Linked DNA regions of Homo sapiens: all the other regions are linked to region 1. A link is a contact called in ENCODE Hi-C or POLR2A ChIA-PET data. All regions are on one chromosome and are shown on one strand. The core of a region is the stretch at or near the end of the contact, and the rest is flanking DNA. Distances in the headings are between cores, read along the strand shown. Region 1 has its middle 120 kb from the start of ZBED5-AS1. Region 2 has its middle 77 kb from the start of LINC02752. Region 3 overlaps LOC105379882 (a long non-coding RNA gene).

Evidence for each region. Hi-C counts contacts between places; a loop is a spot of excess contacts on that map. ChIA-PET counts read pairs that join two places held with the same protein, here RNA polymerase II (POLR2A). Pooled maps may share reads with other maps.
Region 2: a map of endothelial cell of hepatic sinusoid shows a loop between it and region 1 (5-fold over the local background). The contact joins two enhancer-like sites. A Hi-C loop is called at or near these places in 1 of 168 maps with a recorded cell type or tissue (endothelial cell of hepatic sinusoid). POLR2A ChIA-PET finds 5 or more read pairs at or near these places in 2 of 52 experiments (B cell and K562).
Region 3: a loop to region 1 is called in a map of B cell, with 2.2 times the contacts of the local background. The contact joins two enhancer-like sites. A Hi-C loop is called at or near these places in 4 of 168 maps with a recorded cell type or tissue (B cell, Caco-2 and dorsolateral prefrontal cortex), 1 of 37 single-sample maps with no recorded cell type and 1 of 50 pooled maps. POLR2A ChIA-PET finds 5 or more read pairs at or near these places in 4 of 52 experiments (B cell, CD8-positive, alpha-beta memory T cell, Caco-2 and 1 more).

What each region holds. Positions count from the first base shown.
Region 1 is chr11:10,977,732-10,982,225 of GRCh38, reverse strand. No RefSeq gene overlaps it. Among named protein-coding and RNA genes, the nearest start is that of ZBED5-AS1, 120 kb to the right of the region's middle. Within about 2 kb of position 2,550, at least 2 of the 41 ENCODE cell types and tissues checked have a DNase peak (open chromatin) inside an H3K27ac peak, as active enhancers do.
Region 2 is chr11:11,036,581-11,041,074 of GRCh38, reverse strand. No RefSeq gene overlaps it. Among named protein-coding and RNA genes, the nearest start is that of LINC02752, 77 kb to the left of the region's middle. RefSeq lists enhancers at 3,231-3,731, 3,732-4,232. Within about 2 kb of position 2,499, at least 6 of the 41 ENCODE cell types and tissues checked have a DNase peak (open chromatin) inside an H3K27ac peak, as active enhancers do.
Region 3 is chr11:10,932,663-10,937,156 of GRCh38, reverse strand. LOC105379882 (a long non-coding RNA gene) reads right to left here. Exons shown (of 4, transcript XR_001748122.2): 3 at 2,847-3,710. Among named protein-coding and RNA genes, the nearest start is that of ZBED5-AS1, 77 kb to the right of the region's middle. RefSeq lists a silencer at 308-496. Within about 2 kb of position 1,896, at least 2 of the 41 ENCODE cell types and tissues checked have a DNase peak (open chromatin) inside an H3K27ac peak, as active enhancers do.

The DNA of each region.
Region 1 (4,494 bases), core at 1,301-3,800:
CACTCCTTTTAACAAGTATTATTGTCGTCTATGCACCAGGCATTGTATTAAGTTCTTTCTACACCTTACCTCATTTAATCCTGACAATACATTATCTCCAGTGTACAGATAAATAAACTGAGGCACAGAAAGTTTAAGTAACCTGCCCAAGTTCTCAGAGCTACTAAGTCACAGCCAGGACTCAGATCCAGGTGTTCTGGCACAGTCTGCATACTGAGCCACTGTCTGTATATACTATGCTATAGTTCCTTGACTAGTTTATATGCACTCTTGCATTTAATTAATCTTCCCAATAACCCCTGAGAAAGGTACTATTATTACCCCCATTTTCTCAACTGGGAAACTGAGAATTACAGAATCTAAACAAATTACAGTCAGTAATCAAGGACCCAGGATTCAAATGCAGGCATTATCTGGAACTCCCTATTTAAAATCCCTATGCTATAGCAACTTCCTATCCCAATCCAATGCCTGCTTATTCACAGAACACGTGAATTTGAATTTAATTGAACTGAAACATGAATGGTCTTCTCAGGACCTGGTTCACACACCACTTCCTCCCAGATGGCCTCTCTTAATCTGTTGACAGAAATCATCTCTTTTTCCTCTGTTTAATCTCTGAGCTGGCTTTGGTACCCAAAATGGCTCTTGATCACTTCCATAGACAGTCCCACTGCAATTGGGTAAAACTCCCTGTGCCAAGTTGTTGAAGGTGCTATGGCCTGCCCCAGACCTCACTGTGATGACACGAGAGAGCAGGCAGTGGTGGGAAGAGGGAAAGCAGTCACAGGAGAGCAAGAGCTAGCTACCCAGGGTCAGAAACCTCATAAGAAACAAGAACAACAAGGACAGGGAACATAGAGAAGAGACCACAACAACAAAATTTGGAGAAATGGTAAGCAATTGGTTAAATGGTCACTGACTTGGTAGAGCTGTAGACGGTCAATCTTAACCCGACAGTGGAGAAAGCTGAGAATTAACACAATATAATAGGCATGGAGATGAGCGGCACTGATGCCTCTGGATCCGAGGATGGAGAAGGTAAAACAAGTTAGATTGGTCAAGAATTATTTAAGAAGCAATTAGAGCTTCTTTCCGTGCCTCTATGCCCGCAGGTGACTACCCTGCCCCATTCTCAAGAATACAGGAGGTTTATTCTCTGTAGAGCACAAAATAAAGGGTGTCTGGACTGAAGAACAACAGAACCAGTTGAAGGCCAAGATACCACATTAAATTAAGTGAACATACACATATGAAGTGTTGAGACTCTCATCTTGCTACCTGCACCGGGCTCCTAGAACATCAGCAACCAGGCCTTTGCCTTCCAGGCAGCAGAGTGGTAGGGTCTATGAAAGGTATCTGGCTGGTTCAAGAGAAAAGATTTTTTGAAAATTGACATTGGGGTTTTCCCTAGCAAATGGCATAGCTGGATAACCCTACAGAAAAGTTTCCGGTGTATAAACATCCTCTACAGATTTTTAGTCCCCGGCTCCTAAGCATGAGTAGATATCTAAGAATTACCAAGCAGCTTAGGAAAGTCTCCAGCATGAAGGACAGAAACCAAAAGAAATGGGACAGGGGGCGGGAGTGGGGAGGAAACAGGCCATACAAGAAGGAAAACATTAAAAAATTACTTTAGCCGGGCGCGGTGGCTCACGGCCTGCAATCCCAGCACTTTGGGAGGCCAAGACGGGCGGATCACGAGGTCCGAGACCATCCTGGCTAACACAGTGAAACCCCGTCTCTACTAAAAATACAAAAAAAATAGCCGGGCGTGGTGGCGGGCGCCTGCAGTCCCAGCTACTCCGGGGGCAGAGGCAGGAGAATGGCGTGAACCCGGGAGGCGGAGCTTGCAGTGAGCCGAGATTGCGCCACTGCACTGCAGTCTGGGTGACAGAGCTAGACTCCGTCTAAAAAAAAATAAAATAAAATAACTTTAATATGCTCACAGAACTAAAAGAATACATTATATCTATGAAACAAGAATAGGATGCTATAAAAGGGGAGTGGGACCTTCAAAGAACAAGGAGAAGCTCTAGGAAATTAAAAATATAAGAGTGAAAATGAGAAACTCAACAGAAGGACTGAGGAGCTAAGGAAACTACCCAGACTGATGGAAAAGGAAGAATATAAGGTAAGATAATTAAAGAGCCAATTCAGTAGCTCCAATATCTCCACAATAGGAATTCCAGAAACAGAAGACCCTCTAATACCAATTAAAGTCTTCCCAGATGTATAGGCAATGAGTTTCCAGACTGAAAGGGAGTGCCCTGCAAAATAATTAAAAATACCCAAACCAAAGCACATCATTGTGAACTTTCAAAACACAAAGACCCTACACATTTCCAGAGGGAAAAAAAAATAGGTCGTATATAACAAATATGTAGTCTAAAAAATCTTAGCCAAACTATCAATCAAGAGTGAAAGTCCAAACATAAATTTTCAGATAGGCAAGGTCTCAAAAAATGTATCTCCCACTTCCCCTTTCTCAAGAAGCTACTGAGGATGTGCTCCACCCAAATTCGAGGTTAAACCAAAAAAGAGGAAGAATAGAATACAAGAAATAAGAGTACCACAGGGGAGAGAGGCAAAGGGAATCCCTAAATTGATGATGAAAGAATGTCTCAGGATAATAGCTTCGTACCAACTAGGGAAACCAACCAGCAGTTCAGAAAGCTATGGAAAAAACTACTTTAAGAAGATGAATTGAAAGGATATCTGATGTGAATGAAAGGAAATTTAGACAATCTTTGGAGAGTTTGGGGCCAAATTGATGATAAGTACATGAAATAGCCAACATACACATGAACAAAAGGCAATTAAGTCCAGAGAAACCAAAAAGTTATTTACTATAATGGCTCAGACCTGAACAGCATACATGGCCATAATATTTTAAACATTGAATATTGATCTAACCAAAACTACAATTATGTTATTGAGAGGATGGGAAAATGGGAAGGGTGCATGTGTTTGGTGGGACAAGAGGAAAAAAACAGAGCTAAATCCTCAATTTCCATAGTGAGAGGTCAATACATGATGCCTGAAACAAACGAAAAATCAGGAAGCATCAATACAGATATATTGTTGAAGGTAAGGTGGTAAGGATCAAAATATAACTAGAAAAGGTGAAAGTGGTTGCTTCCGTGGAAGGGGAAATAGGTGAGGTGGCTAGGGGCTGTTTTTGTATTAAGTAAACCTGGTAGGACTGATTTAGTCTTTAAACTATGTGCATGTATAATTCTGACAAAAAATTTAAACTTTTTTTTTTTACTTTTATTTTAGGTTCTGAGGTACATAAGCAGGTTTGTTATACAACTTCATGTCATGGTGGTTTGTTGCACACATTATTTCATCACCCAGTTACTAAGCCTAGTACCCAATAGATGCCTATTTTTCTGATCCTCTTCCTCCTCCCTGCCTCTACCCTCAAGTATACCCAGGTGTCTGTTGTTCCCTTCTGTGTGTCCATGAGTTCTCATCATTTAGCTCCCACTTGTAAGTGAGAACATGTGGTATTTGGTTTTCTGTGTTAGTTTGCTAAGGAAAATGGCCTCCAGTTCCATCCATGTTCTTGCAAAAGACGTGATCTTGTTCTTTCTTATGGCCACATAGTGTTCCATGGTGTATATGTACCACATTTTCTTTATCCAATCTGTCATTGATGGTCATTTAGATTGAGTCCATGTCTTTGCTATTGTGAACAGTGCTGCAGTGAACATATGAATGTATGTGTCTTTGTGGTAGAATGATTTATATTCCTTTGGGTATATACCCTATAATGCAATTGCTGGATCAAATGGTAGTTCTGTTTTTTAGCTCTTTGAGGAACTGAGATGCTGCTTTTTACAATAGTTGAACTAACTTATACACCCACAAGCAGTGTATAAATGTTCCCTTTTCTCCGCAACCTCATCAGCATCTGTTATTTTTTGACTTTTTAATAATAGCCATTCTAACTGGTGTGAGATGGTATTTCATTATAATTTTTATTTGCATTTATCTAATTATCAGTGATACTTAGCTTTTTTTTCATATGCTTGTTGGCCACATGTGTATCTTCTTTTGAAAAGTGTCTGTTCATGTCCTTTGCCTACATTTTAATGAGGTGGTTTGTTGTTTTCTCATAAATTTGTTTAAGTTCCTTATAGATGCTGGATATTAGGCCTTTGCCAGATGCATAGGTTGCAAATATTTTCTTCCATTTTGTAGGTTGTCTATTTACTCTTTTGATAGTTTATTTTGCCATGAAGAAGCTCTTAAGTTTACTTAGATCCCAGTTTTGAAGTTTTGCTTTTGTTGAGATTGCTTTTGGAGTCTTCGTCATGAAATCTTTGCCCATTCCTGGGTCCACAATGGTATTGCCTAGGTTGTCTTCCAGGATTTTTATAGTTTGGGGCTTTACATTTAAGTATTTAATCCATCTTGAGTCGATTTTTATATATAGTGTAAGAAAGGGGTCCAGTTTCAACCTTCTGCATATGGCTAGCCAGTTAT
Region 2 (4,494 bases), core at 1,250-3,749, 59 kb before region 1:
ATGAGGCACTTAGATGTTATGTACTTCTTGATGGTCTAAACTCAAACCTGGATCTGACCAAACTTATGGATCTACCTACCAAGCTAGGGTAAATACAGAAGACAGAGGAAGGTGTTAATAACACCACAGGAAGACAAGCAGCAAAAGTCAGCCTGTAGGAAACTACAAGGCATACGACTCTCTTTCTTCAACAAATAAACTTTAAAGAAAAACTGAAGCAAGACTTGAGAGACATCAAACAATTGTAGCATACGGACCTTATTTGGATCCAATTAGGCTTGGCATGAACGTCAAAGACAGGACTTGGCTTTGACCATGCTCCACAATGTACAACTGAGGTCGTGACTTTTCTGTGCTGGGAATCAATAGAGGCCTATTGGGGAAACCCTTGGCCAGTATTCGTGTTCCCTGGCCCTTCAATCCACTATCCCGTACCCCTGCCACGCCCTCCAGCCCTCTCACTGCTCATGGCATCAGCCCTGAACTGTGTGTCCTGCTCCACGGCCTTTATCCCATCCTGTTCTTCACTTCTGCTGTTTACAGGCCTCATTGTTCATTCTCCTGTTTCTGACTTCATCCATCTCTCCAGAAGCGACACGCAAGACTACCATCTCACTGAGTCCTGGGCTCCCCCGCCACATCCTCCAATCCAGCTCCTCCCTCCAACCATGCTGCCTCATTTGCTGCTTTGAGTTAATGACATGCCAGTGGCCCCCCAATCTCCAAACTCCATAGGTCACTCACTACACAGCTCACTGGGCCCATCAGTGCCACCCGGACAGTCCATAAACTCTTCTGACTGCACCCATTCTCTCTACACTTTCAGGGAGTTGCAGAACGTCAGAGTGAGAACTGTCCTGCCTCTGCTGATGGATATTAGTCCTAGGCTCCAAGAGAGCCTCCATCCAAGGAGTCTAACAGATAAAGCCTCCACCGTGCCCATCAGCATGGACTAACTGAGGCCTGGCCCAACAGAAGTCAGGAATGATAGGGACAATGGGCTTCTATTCATACATTTACAGAAGCAGCCAGACATGTTCTAATAATTCCCCTGAGTTATCTTTCACCCCAGGTTAGCTGTCTTGGTGGGGGTTAGGACAGAGACATTGGCCTCTAACCCTTTGCAGAACTTAGGACAGAGGCTTTGGGGATGGGATGGGGACCCCATCTAGGGACATTAAGCTCGGGTGAGTCATCCAGCCCCAGAATGAGAAGTCCATTTTCAGACTTAAAAGAGCCTCTTCAGCGCTAACCAAAGAGACAAGCAGCCCCTGGTTGAAAATAAACAATTGTTAGGGCTAGATGCCTTGTACTTGTGTGTTCTGTTTCTCATTTTTAAAAAATGCAAAGTGACTCAATAATTTATATTAGAAACTATGATAACACAGGCCAAAAGGAAAGGGAATAAAAAGTAAGCATTCTTCTAGGAGAAAAACATAAACAAAGCAACATAAAAAGCAAGTTGGCTTTTGAAGCCAGCCATGACTGTGAGGAAGTTTGCCCTTCCTCCTGCCATGGTACTCCTTTGGGAAGCTTCTGTCTTCTGGACGGAAAGGGAAAAGGTCTTTGGGTAGCCACTATGGGGAAGGTGTTGTGCTGGGTGTATAATCCCGACAGTGCTGAGCAATAAGCATTTCTGTTTCCATCTCACTGATTTAGTACTGAAGCTTGAGGAGGTCATGTGGCTTGACCATTGTCACCTGGTAAAATGAGAAGGAGCCAGCACATGAACCCACATCTGTCTGGCTCCAAATCTCCTGCTTCTTATTTAACTCTTTGCTGCCTCTGGTACAAATCAGAATACCTAATTCTCCCTTCCCACAAGAGCCCTTCACAGTTTCAAAAACAACCGCCAGCTCCCCTCCTCTTCCCTGCTTCCAGACCAATGTTTCGCAGCCCAAATAGTCCCAGTCCTGCATCAGTCAGCATGACATGGCTTCATATCTTTGCATCTTTCTTCTCTGAATATGTTCCAATTTGCCCAAATCCCCTTAAACATGTGAGGCCCAGAAGTGGACATGGATTTTCAGATCTGGACTGATGGGCTGACCAAAGCAAAGCCTGCAGGGATTATCTTCCCCTTTGATCTGGAATCGAAGCTGACGGTAGCACAATTTAGGATAGATTCATTAGCTTTGCTGACAGCCACAACACATAGCTGGCTCATAATGAGTGTTCACTCAGCTAAAGCTCCCCAGAGCTTTGCACCCTGGCCTCTGCTAAGCCAGCTTTCCTCGTCCTACACTTGAGCAATTTGTTGTTTGGAGCCTTCATTCAGGATTTTCTCATTATTGATTTCAGTTCCACTCAACAAACACCTGCTGAGCTAGGCACAAGCGCAGGTTGCTGGGGAGCTGGGAGGCGCAGGCACCATTGAGCTCTGCACTGCTATTTTCTACCCCTAGCCCTGCTCAGAGTTCCTCTGGGCTCCCCTGCATCCCCGCTCTGAGGGCCTGGCACACACTGCACTCTTCTCCCAACAGTTCCTTTTGCCTTCCTCAAGAGCAGAGCCACACCTTGAAAATTGCCAGGTCCCTGGAGTAGTTTTTGAGTGACCAGAGCTGTGCCAAGCAGGGTATTTTTGTTAGTGAGTGAGCAGCTGCCCAGAACATTTCAGGAGATGATTTACTCCTTCTCTCAGAGCTGCTTATACCAGAGCTCTCTGTTCCTATCACAGCCTGTACCTCCCATGAAAACCCTGTCACAGTTTCTGATCTGAGAGGAGCCTGTTTGCCTGAAGGAAGAAAAATTCTCTGTTTCTTTCTGCCAGGTTTTCTCGCTTGTCCAGGATGTGTCCCCCTGGCCTGGAAATGGGGGTGGAAGTGTAGGGGCTATTAGCTGACCCCAGCCTGGATCCTGCCCAGCAGTTTGTCTGCAGCTGGAGGGGCCATGTCCTTGGCCCCTACCCTCTGACAAGCTGATAGTGCCTGGGCTTAGTTATGAAGCATTCAACCCCATGAGGCCGGGAGACCGTAGGATAATTCTGGCCCTTTCCAATTCCTTGACCCAAAGCTTGCATTTTAGCTAAAATGTCTTGCAACTTGGTTTGGTGCAAATGGTGGCTGCATGGTATTGTGACAAGAGCTCTAAGCTGGGAGCCAGAGACCTGGGTCTGGGTTCAAACTCTACCACTCACCAGCTATGTGACCTGGGTCTGGGCCTCAGTTTCCTCATCTGCCACAAGAGGGCTGACATATAGACTCTCCAAAGGCTCTTAACGTTGCAGTATTATCTAGTAGTGTGGGTTGTGAGCATGGCTAAGGAGCCAGAGTGCCTGGGTTCACCCCAGCTGTGGCATTTACCAGCTGAGTGACCTGAGGCAAGTTACTTAGGTTATTTAAACCTTACTTCCCTCATCTGTCCATGGGGATAATACTAGTACTTACCTCCTAGGATTCTTATGAGGATTAAAGAAGCACAAAAGTGCTTACAGTGGTGCCAGGCACATAGTAAATGTGCAATAGCTGTGGTAGTGTTCTTGTTTTTATCACTAAGTACCAAGCTGAGTCTAGCCTTAGCTATCAGGGATGGGGCTTCCTGTAGAAGCAGCTGTACTGGCAGCATTGTGTCTTCCTTCATCCTGACAGAGTCTGTGAAGTCAGTTACTACAACAGGAAAACCAGTGACCTCAGAACCAAAGTTCACTTGAAGCCCCCTCCAGCCCCAGCCTCAGCCCAGCCCAGCCCTGGACCTAGCCCAGGCCTGAGGCTTCCCAACCAGGCCCAGCCCCAAACTCCCTCCCTCCCAAGCTCAGGCAGACCCCTGGGCCTGACGGGTGGGTTAGCACACTTGGGCCCCCAAGTCCCGAATCACCAGGCGATTAAACTTGCCTTTTATTGTGGTCCTGAGGATTATAAACAAGCAGGCCTGACATACGGGTCATTCCTGAGACTCCTGCTTCATTGGCTTTAAGGCCCCCTTGGCGGTAAAGAATTTCAAAGCTGCTAACACCATAGTATATTAAAGTGGAATAAATTCCTCTGAATGGTCCTCAGGTGAGAACCAGTGCTGAGCAAATACCTCCTGGTTTCCTCTTGTAGAACCCAAGACTGACCCCTGGTGGTCTGTAAGACCTGCTGAAGCCCAGACTTCACCATGGTCATCCTTGAGAACCTTCTGTGTCTGAATCTGGTGTTCTCTCTTTCTCTCTCTCTCTCTCTCTCTCTTTCTCTCTCTCTCATCTATTAGAACTCTCTCTTTCTTTGTTCTATCAAAGAAAAGACAGAAGTCATTTCCTGAGTCCCTTGGGGGTGGGAATGGCATTGGAGGGAAAGCTTCAAAGCCAGTGCTCAAAGTAGAGTGGCAGAATATACCGTCCTGCCCTCACCCTCTGCACAGACATCAGAGTCCCACTTCTGGCACATAGCCAGGCAACCATCACTGGGCTCATGCTGCACACCCTGCTTTAAGGCCAGGACCAAAGAGCTTGGTCCCAGGCTGTGTCTACACAACCTATGCCTTCAGGGCCAGTGTCTAGACAACCTGCATCTCAAT
Region 3 (4,494 bases), core at 647-3,146, 44 kb after region 1:
CACAATCACCTGGGGAACTTTGGTAAAACATGAAGACTGAGCTCCACCTGGACTAACTGAACCAGAATCACTCGGGTATGGAACTCAGGGAACCTGTGCTTCTTAAAAACTCATGGAGTAATTCTGATGCACAGTGAGGGTGGTGAACCACAGTTCCAGACAGTTTTCCATAGGTTTGCTGGGCCTTTCTGTAAGCAAGTGGCTGCTGCTTAGAAAACTGTTCCCACCCCATACCCTATGCACAAGCACACACACACACACGCACACACACTGTCTCTCAAGTATCAGGGCTGTAGTGTGGTATAACTGAGTCATGGGCATGAGCCCCTTTCCCAACCTGCCCACCAGGTAAGCTCAGGTCACGAGAGCAATAACTACCACATGTGCAGGTCTTCACTGCTTACCAAGCTTTCTTCAGAGATATGAGTGCCTTTAATCTTCTCAGCTGCCTGGGGAATAGTGATTATATTACCATTCTACCAAGGAGAAACTTGAGGCCTGTGGTAGGCAGAATAATGACACCAAAGATATTCACATCCTAATTCTCAGAACTTGGTGGTTCTGAAAATTAATATAAACCCTTTGAAAAACATTTTGTGTAAAAGCCTTTGATCCAGTGACTCCACATCCAGGAGCCTATCCCAAGGAAAAACTTACAAACATAAAAATCCTTACGAGCAAAAGTATTTATCATAGAGTTATTTATATTTAAAAATTAAAATGATTTACATTTCCAAAATTATGGGAAGGCTTAGGTAAAATATGGTATAGTCACTCAACTATGTAGTCAGTAAAAATGTTCGCTGTGTATATTAATATAGACTATATTTAGTATAATTTAGCACATTTTATATAATTTAGAATATATTTAGACACAATATTTAATTGAAATACCAGGATCTCAAGTTGTATATACAGTATAACTATGTAAAAACTATTTTTTAAATGGAAGGAAATGTTTATTATGTTTCTCTTCTATTGTCTGAACTGTATTTTCAATTCTTTATGAGTATACTTTATAAATGAGTATTACAGTTCACCCCCTGCAAAGAAGTCCACATCCTGATCCCCAGACCTTATGAACATGTTACCTTATGTGGCAAAGGGACTTTGCAGATGGAATTAAGTTAAAATGGGGAGAGTATCCTGGACTATCCAAATGGGCCCAGTGTAATTACAAGGGCCCTTTTAAAAGAAAGACCGGAGGCTCAGAGTCAGAAAAGGAGAGGTGGTGATAGAAGCAGAAATCAGGGTAATGTGTCCAGGAGCCAAGGAATGCAAGCAATCTCTAAAAGTTGGAAATGGGCTGGGCACAGTGGCTTGTGCCTGTAATCCCAGCTGAGGCGGGAGGATTGCTTGAGGCCAGGAGTTTGAGGCCAGCCTGGGCAACACAGCAAGACCCTATCTCCACGAAAAATAAAAAACAAAATTAGCCAGATATAGTGGCGTGTGCCTATAGTCCTAGCTACATAGGAGGCTGAGGCAGGAGAAGTGCTTGAGCCCAGGAGTTCAAGGTTGCAGTGAGCTATATTGCACCACCGCACTCTGGCCCAGGCAACAGGGGGAGACCCTGTCTCAAAACAAAACAAAGTTGGAAAAGACAAAGAGCGGGTTCTCCCCTAGAGCCCCCAGAAGGAACACAGCGTTCGATTTTAGCCCCAACAAGACCCATTTCAGACTTTGACGTCTAGAACTGTAAGCTAATAAACTTCAGTTGTTTTAAGCCATGACATTTATGGTAGTTTGTTACAACAGCAATAGGAAACTAATATAAGACCCGAGGAGGTAAAGTCCAAAGTACCTGTAGGAGCTGAGACCAGTTCTCGTTTCCCTCCTACTGTAGACTCAGGTACCCCAAAGCCCAGAGCTGCCCCTTAAGAGGAGAAGAGACAGCTCCACTGTGTGCATGCACCCCTCTAGGGCTGTGGACTGGTTGAACCTATGGCAGTCCCAGCTGTTGAGCCTTCCCGCCTTCCCCTTTTCCTCTAGAGTCTCCTTCCTAGGGATTACAGTGTGGTGTACAGATAAGAGCAGAGGAACTGACTTGAATATAAGAGCATTTTCCTTTGGAACACTCCACTCCCCAGCCATCAAGGTTTTTATAGCAAACACCATCCATAGCAACAAGATCAAAAATTCTAAACAGGCAAAAGCTAACAATAAATATCTAAAACCATTATGTGTTGAATGACAGTGGTTAGAACAAACAAAAAATTAAACTAAAACCAGAAGGTGAGTTCTACCACTTTTTAAAGTGCCTGCAATCGCAAATACCCATCATCCAGGGGGAGAATTGGGGTTCTTTGGCTTTTGGTTTTTAAGGTGGAGAGAACATTGGCAGAACCTGTTAGGAAATGAATTCCTTTACATTGTTGGTTCTCCAGACCAGCAGTATCAGCACCATCTGAGAACATTATTAAAATGCACATTCTCAGGCTCCACCCAACACCTACTGAAAGAGGAGCTCTGGGGTGGAGCCCAGCCATCTGCTCTAACAAGCCCTCCAGGTGACACTCATGCGCACCAGTTTGAGAACCACCGTCCTACAGGAAATCCAAATGCTGCTAAAAAGTTTGCCTGTCTGCTATCAAACCGAAAACATAACAGTTTCCCAGTATGTAGGTGAACGGCTAGAGTTTGGGGCCAGACTGGCATAAAAAAAAAAAAAAAAAAAAAAAAAAAAAACCTCCGAGTTTGGGGCCGGATTGGCAAGAAAACCGAAGTAAAATACTGACGGGGAAGGGCCTCTTTACAACTTTTTTCTTATGGATGTGTGATATAAATAGTATGCTTGCTGTGCAAACACATCCCCAACCCCTCCTTCCAACCCCATTGCTGCCCCTTACCCTCGCCTACAAAAAAACTCCGTATCCTTCCGTTCCTCAGTCCGGACTCCAGCTTTTTTCCTGGTCTCTCTCAAGTCATCCAAACCTCCTCCCAACCGCCACAAAGCTGCCCACCTACTATGCAAATCTAAACCCTTCCCATTCCCTCCCTTCACACAGTCTTAAAAGTTCCCTCCACAACGAAATTTCGTGTCAGAACTGTCTACTGGAACCCTTGGAAGCAAATAAACCGCCTTCCTCTAGCCTGAGAAACGTTCATCTGTCTCCTCTCCACTCTTGGGACAGCACCAAGAAGCTGGTTCCCGTAGCTTAGGGTTCGCTCGGCTCGGACTAGCCCCGGCTGCTGGGCGAAGCGGAGACTGTTGGAAGACTGTAGTCTGGAAGGTTTAGACTGAGCTGGAGGGACACCATGTGGCCATACCCAGTATGACACCTCAGGCCCGGAGGCTTCTGTTGTTTCTGTGGTGGTGTTTTTGTAAAGACCGTGAAACATGATGTTTAGGGTATTTTTGAGAATTAAAAAAGAGCAAAAGTTCACTCACAATTATGCTAACAAGATTATTGTTATTTCTGTTTCTTTTATTAAACATTTTCTGACAATTACAACAACACCCCCACCCCAAGGAGCACACCTTTCTTTTCAATGGAAATCTGATCATCAGCATTTTCCATGTTCATTCAAGTTTTTTGCAATCATTCTCTTCAGCGATAGATAACAGTAGACCCTCGATACATGCTGGTGCAATGAAATGGAATGAAGGAGCATTCAATTGTAGAGGGATGCTCAAGGTATAGAGGAACAGGGAAGTGAACCATTAATTCCGCCTGGACAGTCAGGGAAGATTTCTGAGAGATGTCATTCGGCTGAGGTGATTGAAGGAGAATCAGGTTATAGGATTGAAGGAGGATCCATTAAAAAGGTGTTTATTCTAGCACAGCTGAACACAATAAAGCCTGAACCAGGACAGAGCCCTGGGATCGGGTGGAGGGAAGGGGTGCAACAGAAATCTCTGGGGAGCAAGTTAAAACACAGATTCCCATGCTTTGCCCAGAGACCCAGATCTTGTAGGTCTAAGGAGGGGCCCAAGAATCTGAATATTTAGCAAGACCTCCCCACAGGGTGCTGCTGTTGCAGGTAATCCTCATGCCCACCACTGTTATTAAGCCCACAATCATCCTCGCCCCCCTCCTTCTTACTGCCTCTGTGGCCTCTGCCTGGAAAGTTCTTCCCATTCTGCTCTCGCTTGGCAAATGCCTTCTCCTTCAAGACCCGGCAGTGCAAATGTTCATAGGTAAACCCTTTCCGAGTGCTTGCTTTGTGCTTTGCACCACATTATTACTTTATAAAGAAACACTATTTAATTCTTAAAAAAAAAGAAAAAAGAAAAAAAACTCTACAGAGTAGGTCTCCTAATAAACCCCATTTTACAGACGAGGAAACTGAGGCAAAGCGCACTTGACTAACTGGCCCATTACCCATACTGCTGAGATGTATGTTTTCTTTCTTTCTTTTTTTTTTTTTTTTTTTTTGAGAAGGGGTCTCACTGTCGCCCAGGCTGAAGTTCAGTGGTTCGATCATAGTTCACTGCAGTCTTGAACTTCTGGGTTCAAGTGATTCTCTCACCTCAGCCTCCCAAGTAGCTGGGAC